Regions from separate parts of the Homo sapiens genome. Here region 1 is linked to region 2. The links are chromatin loops, found by intact Hi-C in ENCODE. Cell type or tissue: endothelial cell of umbilical vein. All regions are shown on one strand. Each heading gives the region's core, and the rest is flanking DNA. Links, peaks and the distances in the headings are about the cores only.

The links. Peaks named below come from ENCODE experiments on the same cell type or tissue, not always from the same donor. Only the 100,000 strongest peaks of a DNase experiment are listed, where the experiment ranks them.
Region 1: a loop joins it to region 2, with 16 times the contacts of the local background. A loop is called at or near these places in 101 of 110 quality-filtered maps.

What each region holds. Positions count from the first base shown.
Region 1 is chrX:100,684,424-100,688,409 of GRCh38, reverse strand. It overlaps SYTL4 (synaptotagmin like 4), which reads left to right. Exons shown (of 20, transcript NM_001370165.1): 13 at 1-59; 14 at 1,165-1,343; 15 at 1,629-1,731; 16 at 2,259-2,420. Among named protein-coding and RNA genes, the nearest start is that of SRPX2, 42 kb to the right of the region's middle. RefSeq lists silencers at 2,486-2,535, 2,596-2,645. In endothelial cell of umbilical vein, for the core only: a CTCF peak has its summit at 2,525 (motif pointing left); DNase peaks (open chromatin) are centred at 2,529 and 2,899; H3K27ac peaks cover 769 bases.
Region 2 is chrX:100,766,805-100,771,079 of GRCh38, reverse strand. No RefSeq gene overlaps it. Among named protein-coding and RNA genes, the nearest start is that of SYTL4, 37 kb to the right of the region's middle. RefSeq lists an enhancer at 2,046-2,340. In endothelial cell of umbilical vein, for the core only: a CTCF peak has its summit at 2,149 (motif pointing right); a DNase peak (open chromatin) is centred at 2,189.

The sequences.
Region 1 (3,986 bases), core at 1,091-3,590, 83 kb after region 2:
TAGTGAAGTTACATCGCCAGAAGCTAGCCAGAAGCAGCATGCAAAGTGGCTCCTCCATGGTAAGTTCTATTAGATCTGTGGTTACAGGCATGTTGGGGTACTAGGAAGAAAAGAAGCACCTCCCTAGAGCAGATTCGGGACCTGGGGAAACCATCCTAGTCACTCTTTTCAGGTAAGTAAGATCATTTGTTTGTTCCTATCCTCAATTTAGACTATAGGTGCTTAGTGTACATCTAGGTGACTTCCTGAGCCCCCACCTGGAGATTATTACATTACAGCTTGGGACATTTTTCATCACAGCTTTGTGAACAATAACCTTAACTTATCCTCTAAAGGGGTACCCAGGCTATGAAGTGAGCAAGATCAGATTTCTTCATCATAGCCCATTCCAAATTCTCAACATTAAAAGAAAGTGAGTGTCATGAGAGGGGCTCTGGCAGGGTTGATCGACATCAGGGTATGGTTAACAAGCAATAATACCAGTCAGGATAATGAATTTAAAGGGAACATTTAAGAATCAGGGCCTGGTTCTGTCATAAGCATGAAGATTGATATTTAGGGAAACAGGAACAAGGGTGAACAGAATTTGTTCACACTCACACACAGGAAGAGAATGTCAGCTCGCATGACCGATTACTACCAGAAAGGAAGGTGCCTTTTCACTTCTGGTGGGGTTTCCTCCCTCCCACTCACTCCCAGTTCTGGCCAAATCTCTTTTCTCTGTAGGCCCTGATAAGACATAAGGTGGATAAGAGAAACCCACAGATAATTAAGGCACCTTGTTTTAGTTAGTAACTAACCCCCTTCTAGCTGGTGTTTTAGTGTATATAACACATTCCCCAGATGGACTTAACTGCACCTTGCCTCTGCTCCCTGCCCACCTCCTGGGGCAGGTGAAAATGAACACTAAAATTTGTAAAAAGAGTTGAGGAAGAGAAGCTAAGAGGCTAGGTGAGCCATGAGCTGATTCATTCACCTGAACAATTTTGAGTGCTGGTAGTTCTCTCTTACCCTCTGGGTCAAGGAATGTCAGCAGCACTGGCTTATTGCAGGGGCTTCTGAAACTTCTGTTCAGTGACTGTGGTTTTATCATGAGGGAAGATGTGAGCAATGCGGGCGGGGGAGTGTGCCTTCCCCAGATGTTCGTGGGTGCTTTATCTTCAGAGTACGATCGGCAGCATGATGAGCATCTACAGTGAAGCTGGTGATTTCGGGAACATCTTTGTGACTGGCAGGATTGCCTTTTCCCTGAAGTATGAGCAGCAAACCCAGAGTCTGGTTGTCCATGTGAAGGAGTGCCATCAGCTGGCCTATGCTGATGAAGCCAAGAAGCGCTCTAACCCGTGAGTGCTTCTGGAACCTGACTGATGCTCTGAGACCAGAGACCAGACCCCGGCATCTGTCCGGGCACTCTTGAACAGAGCTTATCTGTTTCTGGGGGAGCAGGGAGGTGTAATGTAGGAAAAGAACCAGGATTGGGAAAAAGCAAGAATGGCATGTCTAAGAGGGCTTGAGGTGACATTTTTGACATCACATGTCACCATGGCATATCTATATGGAGAGGAGGAAAGTGAAAAGCAGGCTTGAGAAAGGCCAGCAAATTACTCAGTGCTGTCTTTGGTTTCTAGATATGTGAAGACTTACCTTCTGCCTGACAAGTCCCGCCAAGGAAAAAGAAAAACCAGCATCAAGCGGGACACTATTAATCCACTATATGATGAGACGCTGAGGGTAAGTATCTAGACCTCAAGGGTAGGAGAACTTGTTCTGTCTTGTGCCCTAAGCTGTAGCTATTCCTCTGCAACATGACCAGGTGACACGGGCTTCAGTGGGCCATGTCTGTGTCTGAGGATACATTGGGTATCTGTTCACATCCTGATCTCCCAGTGAAGAGAACAAAGGTGATCTGCCTTTCCTGGATTGATGTGAAGTTTGAGATTCACATGGCCACAAATCTCATGTAAAAAAGACATTTGAGATAAGGAGTCTCCTTGGCAGTTCTTTTTGGACAATCCAGTGTTATCTCATCCACTTAAGAAAAAATGAATTTTCCAGGTCCTCCTATGGAATATGGTAGGTTTTTATAAAATGAGTTAAGTTGAGGCTTTGAGTGAGGAAACTCAAAGTGCTCAGGGAACATAAAGTAATTTGGTATTCAGGACTAGTGACTTCAGGAATGGTTGCTCAGGTTTTGGAATAATCTTGTCTGAAGAATTACCCTTAACTAATCATCTTGGGCTTTTACTTTCCCTTCACAGTATGAGATCCCAGAATCTCTCCTGGCCCAGAGGACCCTGCAGTTCTCAGTTTGGCATCATGGTCGTTTTGGCAGAAACACTTTCCTTGGAGAGGCAGAGATCCAGATGGATTCCTGGAAGCTTGATAAGAAACTGGATCATTGCCTCCCTTTACATGGAAAGGTAGTCTGCTTTAACAACTCCTGCAGTTTGGATCTGAGGTAGAATTGTCTGCAGTAGCCTCTGCTGGTCTATGTTGGTAGCGTCTTTGAATGTAGTCTTCTCTGGAGTTCTAGTGCCCCCTGCTGGTGTTTCTGAGTTTGACAGCAATTTCAGAGGCATTTGTCTATCAAGTGTGAGTTCTGTGTAAACCAGGCAAAGTGTGAAGCCATGGTTTTGCTTTGAAAAAATTTTCATATGTGTACCAAACTTTGTCTCCTAACCTTCCAGAATCTGGGTGTATCCTAACATCCTAACTCGCACCTCTTCTCCGAGCTAACCTTCTGTGTATATCCTAATCTGTACCCTTTTGCCAAGCCACTGCTTTACTTCCAAGTGGGAAGTAAAGCAATTCATGGAGCTCCAATTGCTATGCTCTTGGTTACAGAGGCCAGGGAAATATTACTTTGGAGATGGCACCTCGGGCCACAGTGTAGCAGTATGGCATAATCATGCCTGGGATCTGAGTGCAGACCTGTGTTGGAATCCTGGTTCTGTCACTTGCCAACTAGATGAGTCACTTAACTACAAAATAATGTAGGGAAATCATCTGGCTAAGAAGAAATAGCTAAAACAGAGGACTTATTCAGCAACTTCTTGATTATCAGAACTACACAATGACATGACAAAGTTCATCTTATTTTTTTTTACACTAGCGTTTTAAATGTGGGATGGTTTTACATGGTCCATAGACTTTGGGAAGTTAGATGAGAAACTAGTCATGGTGGCTGCCTCTAGGAATGGAGACTGAGGTAGAAGGAATATTTAGTTTTCTCTATATCCCCTTTTTAAGCATTTGAACTTTTTACCATATTAAGAAAATTAAGCAAAAATGGACTTATGTACACATGATTCAAAATTAAAACAACATAAAGTATATTAAAAGGAAAGTAGGTTCCATTCCTTAGAAATAACCAGTGTTAACACTACTTGTGTATCCTTCTAGAAATTTTTTATGGCTAGGTATGGTGGCTCACGCCTGTAATCCCAGCACATTGGGAGGCGGAGGCAGGCAGATCACCTGAGGTCAGGAGTTCGAGACCACCCTGACCAACATGGTGAAACCCCGTCTCTACTAAATACAAAAAAATTAGCTGGGCATGGTGGCGCAAGCCTGTAATCCCAGCTACTTGGGAGGCTGAGGCAGGAGAATCGCTTGAACCCATGAGGCGGAGGTTGCAGTGAGCCGAGATTGCGCCTTTGCACTCCAGCCTGGGCAAAAGAGTGAAACTCTGTCTCAAAAAAAAAAAAAAAAAAAAGAAAGAAAGAAATTTTGTATTAAGCAGCACAGATATGCATCCATGTATTTATATGTATTTTTTTCTTTTTTTACACAAATGGGTTCACATGGACCTCATTGTACACATTTTTTTTTTTCATTTATCATGGGCATCCTTTTGTGCCATCACTTACAGATCTATCTCATTTTAATTGCTGCTGCATAGTATTTTTTCATGTGCCTGTATTATAATTTATTTACCATTCCCCCACTAATAGGCCTTTAAGTTGTTTGAATTCTTTTTTGCTCTT
Region 2 (4,275 bases), core at 1,074-3,573:
AAATCATGAGTGAATTCCCATTCACAATTGCTACAAAGAGAATAAAATAGCTAGGAATACAACTTACAGGGGACATGAAGGACCTCTTCAAGGAGAACTACAAACCACTGCTCAAGGAAATAAGGGAGGACACAAACAAATGGAAAAACATTCCATGGTCATGGGTAGGAAGAATAAATATCGTAAAAATGGCCACACTGCCCAAAGTAATTTATACATTCAATGATATTCTCATCAAGCTACCATTGACTTTCTTCGCAGAATTAGAAAAAATTACTTTAAATTTCATATGGAACCAAAAAAGAGCCCGTATAGCAAAGACAAGCAAAAAGAACAAAGCTGGAGGCATCACACTGCCTGACTTCAAACTATAATACAAGGGTACAGTAACCAAAACAGCATGGTAGTGGTACCAAAATAGATATATAGACCAATGGAACAGAACAGAGGCCCCAGAAGTAACACCACACATCTACAACCATCTGATTTTGACAAACCTGACAAAAACAAGCAATGGGGAAATGATTCCCTATTTAATAAATGGTGCTGGGAAAACTGGCTAGCCATATGCTGAAAACAAACTGGACCCCTTCCTTACACCTTATACAAAAATTAACTCAAGGTGGATGAAAGACTTAAATTTAAAACCCAAAACCATAAAAACCCTAGAAGAAAACCTAGGCAATACCATTCAGGACATAGGCATGGGCAAAAACTTCATGACTAAAACACCAAAAGCAATGGCAACAAAAGCCAAAATTGACAAATGGAATCTAACTAAAGAGCTTCTGCACAGAAAAGAAACTATCATCAGAGTGAACAGGCAGCCTACAGAATGGGAGAAAATGTTTGCAATCTTTCTATCTGACAAAGGTCTAATATCCAGAATCTACAAGGAACTTAAACAAATTTACAAGAAAAAAACAACCCCATCAAAAAGTGGGCAAAGGATATGAACAGACACTTCTCAAAAGAAGACATTTATGTGACCAACAAACATATAAAAAATGCTCATCATCAGTGGCTATTAGAGAGATGCAAATGAAAACCACAATGAGATACCATCTCATGCCAGTTAGAAAGGCGATTATTAAAAAGTCAGGAAACAACAGATGCTAGAGAGGATGTGGAGAAATAAGAACGCTTTTACACTGTTGGCAGGAGTGTAAATTAGTTCAACAATTGTGGAAGACTGTGTGGTGATTCCTCAAGGATCTAGAACCAGAAATACCATTTGACCCAGCAATCCCATTACTGGGTATATACCCAAAGGATTAGAAATCATCCTACTATAAAGACACATGCACACGTATGTTTATTGCAGCACTATTTACAATAGCAAAGACTTGGAACCAACCCAAATGCCCATCAATGATAGACTGGATAAAGAAAATGTGGCACATATACACCATAGAATACTATGCAGCCATGAAAAAGAATGAGTTCATGTCCTTTGCAGGGACATGGATGAAGCTGGAAACCATCACTGTCAGCAAACTAACGCAGGAACAGAAAACCAAACACCGCACGCTCTCACTCATAAGTGGGAGTTGAACAACGAGAACACATGGACACAGGGAGGGGAACATCACACACTGGGGCCTGTCGGGGGATGGGGGTCAAGGGGAGGGAGAGCATTAGGACAAATACTTAATGCATGCCGGACTTAAAACCTAGATGACCGTTGATGGGTGCAGCAAGCCACTATGGCACATGTATGCCTATGTAACCTGCACGTTCTGCACATGTATCCCAGATCTTAAAATAATAAATAAATAAATAAATAAGTTTCTGCATCACAGGCTAGTGTGAAGCCAACCAAATTGAAGTGTGGTAACAAAGAAAACACGACATTCATTTGCCAGAGCCCTTTCTTCCAAAATAGCGGGCATGATTGGGAAAGAACTCCCAACTCCCTGAGTTGGGAAAGTCTCCCTGAGTAGGGAAAGAAGAATGGAAAATATATCCAACATTCTAACTTTTCTGGAGTGGGGGCGGTGGCTTCCCATGGGACTAGTGTCTGTCTTGCTAAAGCTAAGTACTGATAAGAATGGGGTGCCAGGTTGGGGGCTGCTGAGAAAAAGAGAGTTAAATGTGCACCAGAGTGCATTATCACAGATAGACACTAGGCGGCGCTCCAGTGCTATGTCTTATTAAACCACCAGCGAGGCTGCAGTACTACAGATAGACACCAGGTGGGGCTCCTGAGTAGAAGCCAGTAAAGTTCAACTGGGAGCTTAACATACAAAAGCCCAGACAGGAAGGATCCTTAGAAAGCTTTATATGTCTCCAGAACTCTAGTTGATCTAATTGGAGAAAGTCCTCCCTGTATGAAACCAGACTCCAAAGACTGCAATAGGTGGCTGTTTCGTGAATGAAGTCCCAACAGATGATAACAAGGCATACAAAGAAACAAGGAAACATGACCCAACAAAAGAACGTTAATATTCAGAAACTGTCCCTAAAGAAGTAAGATAAGTGAATTACCAGAGGAAGAATTTAAAAATAACCACCATAAGGATGCTCAATGTGAATTAAAAGAGAGTACAGACAGACAACTAAATAAAATCAGGAAAATGAACAAAATGAGAATATCAACAGATATAAAAACCATGAAGAAGAGCCAAACAGAAATTCTGAAACTGAAGAATACAATAACTGAATTGAAAACCTCACTATAGAAGTCCAACAGCAGATTTGACCAGATAGAACAAATCAGTGAACTTGAAGACAGGAAATTGAAATTATCTAGACAGAGGAGCCAAAAGAACAAAAGAATGAATAAAACTGAACAGAGCCTAAAGGACTTATGGGACACTCTCAAATGTAACAATATATGCATTATGGGAGTCCTTGAGGGGGAAAAAAAAGAGGAAGGAGCAGAGAATTTGAAGAACTGTTTGAAGAACTAATGGCTGAAAACTTCCCATATCAGAGGAGAGAAAGACATACATATTCAAGAAGCTCAAAGAAATTCAACTAGGATAAATATAGAGAGACCTATACTGAGGCACATTATAATCAAACTATAAAAAGTCACAGGCAAAGAGAGAATCTTGTAAGCAGCAAAAGAAAAACAACTTGTCATTTAAAAGTGCGCTTCTAATAGATCGTCAACAGATTTTTCAGCAGAAACCTTGCAGGATAGAACTGATGTATTCAAAATTCTGAAATAAAAAACTGCTACTCAATAATATTATATCTGGCAAAACTGTCCTTCAAAAATGGAGGCAAAATGAAGAGTTTCTGAGATAAACAAAAGCTGAGGGAGTTAATCACACTAGACCTGTCCTATAAGAAATGCTGAAGAAAGTCTGTCAAGTTGAAGAAAAAAGACAATAAACAGCAATGTGAAACCATACAAAAATATAAAATTCCTTGGTAAAGGTTAATATGTAGATAAATGTAGAATCCTGTAGGTAGTATTTTAATGTAGATACATAAATCACTTTAAAAATCTTATCTAGCATTTAAAAACAAGAGCAGAAAAGGTAATTTTAAATCTATGTTAATGGTATGCAATATTAAAGAGATATTTTGTGTCATGAAATTAAGTTGTTATAAGTTCAAAATAGATTGTTATAACTTTAAGCTGTTTTATGTAATTACAATGGCAACCACAAAGAAAATACCTATAGAGATCAGAGGAGGGAGGTGGAGCAAAATGGAAGAATAGAAGACTCCACCAATCATCCCCCCTGCAAGTACACCAGTTCAACAACTATCTACACAGAAAAAGCACCTTCATAAGAACCAAGTATCAGATGTGCACTCACAGCACCTGGTTTTAACTTCCTTTGCTGAAAGAGGCACTGAAGAGATAGGAGAAACAGTCTTGAATTGCCAATGCCACTCCTCCCCCAACCCCTGGCAGCAGCTGTGTGGTGCAGAGAGCATCTCTGGGTGCTGGGGGAGGAAGAACACAGCAATTGTGAGGTTTTGAACTCAGTGCTGTCCTTTTAGAGCAGAAAGGAAAACCAGACCAAACTCAGCTTGATGTGTGCCCACAGAGGGAGCATTTAAACCAGCCCTAGCCAGAGGGTAATTTCTGATCCCAGCAGTTGGAACTTTAGTCTCCACAAGCCTCACCACTGTGGGCTAAAGTGCTCTGGGTCTCTAAATAATCTTGAAAGGCAGTCTAGGCCTCAAGGACTATAACTCCTAGGAAAGCCCTAGTGCTTAACTGGGGCCACAGACAGTGGACTGCAGGGGAGCATGCAACCTGCTGAGACACCAGTCAGGGTGGCTGAAGGAGTACTGGTATCACTCCTCTCC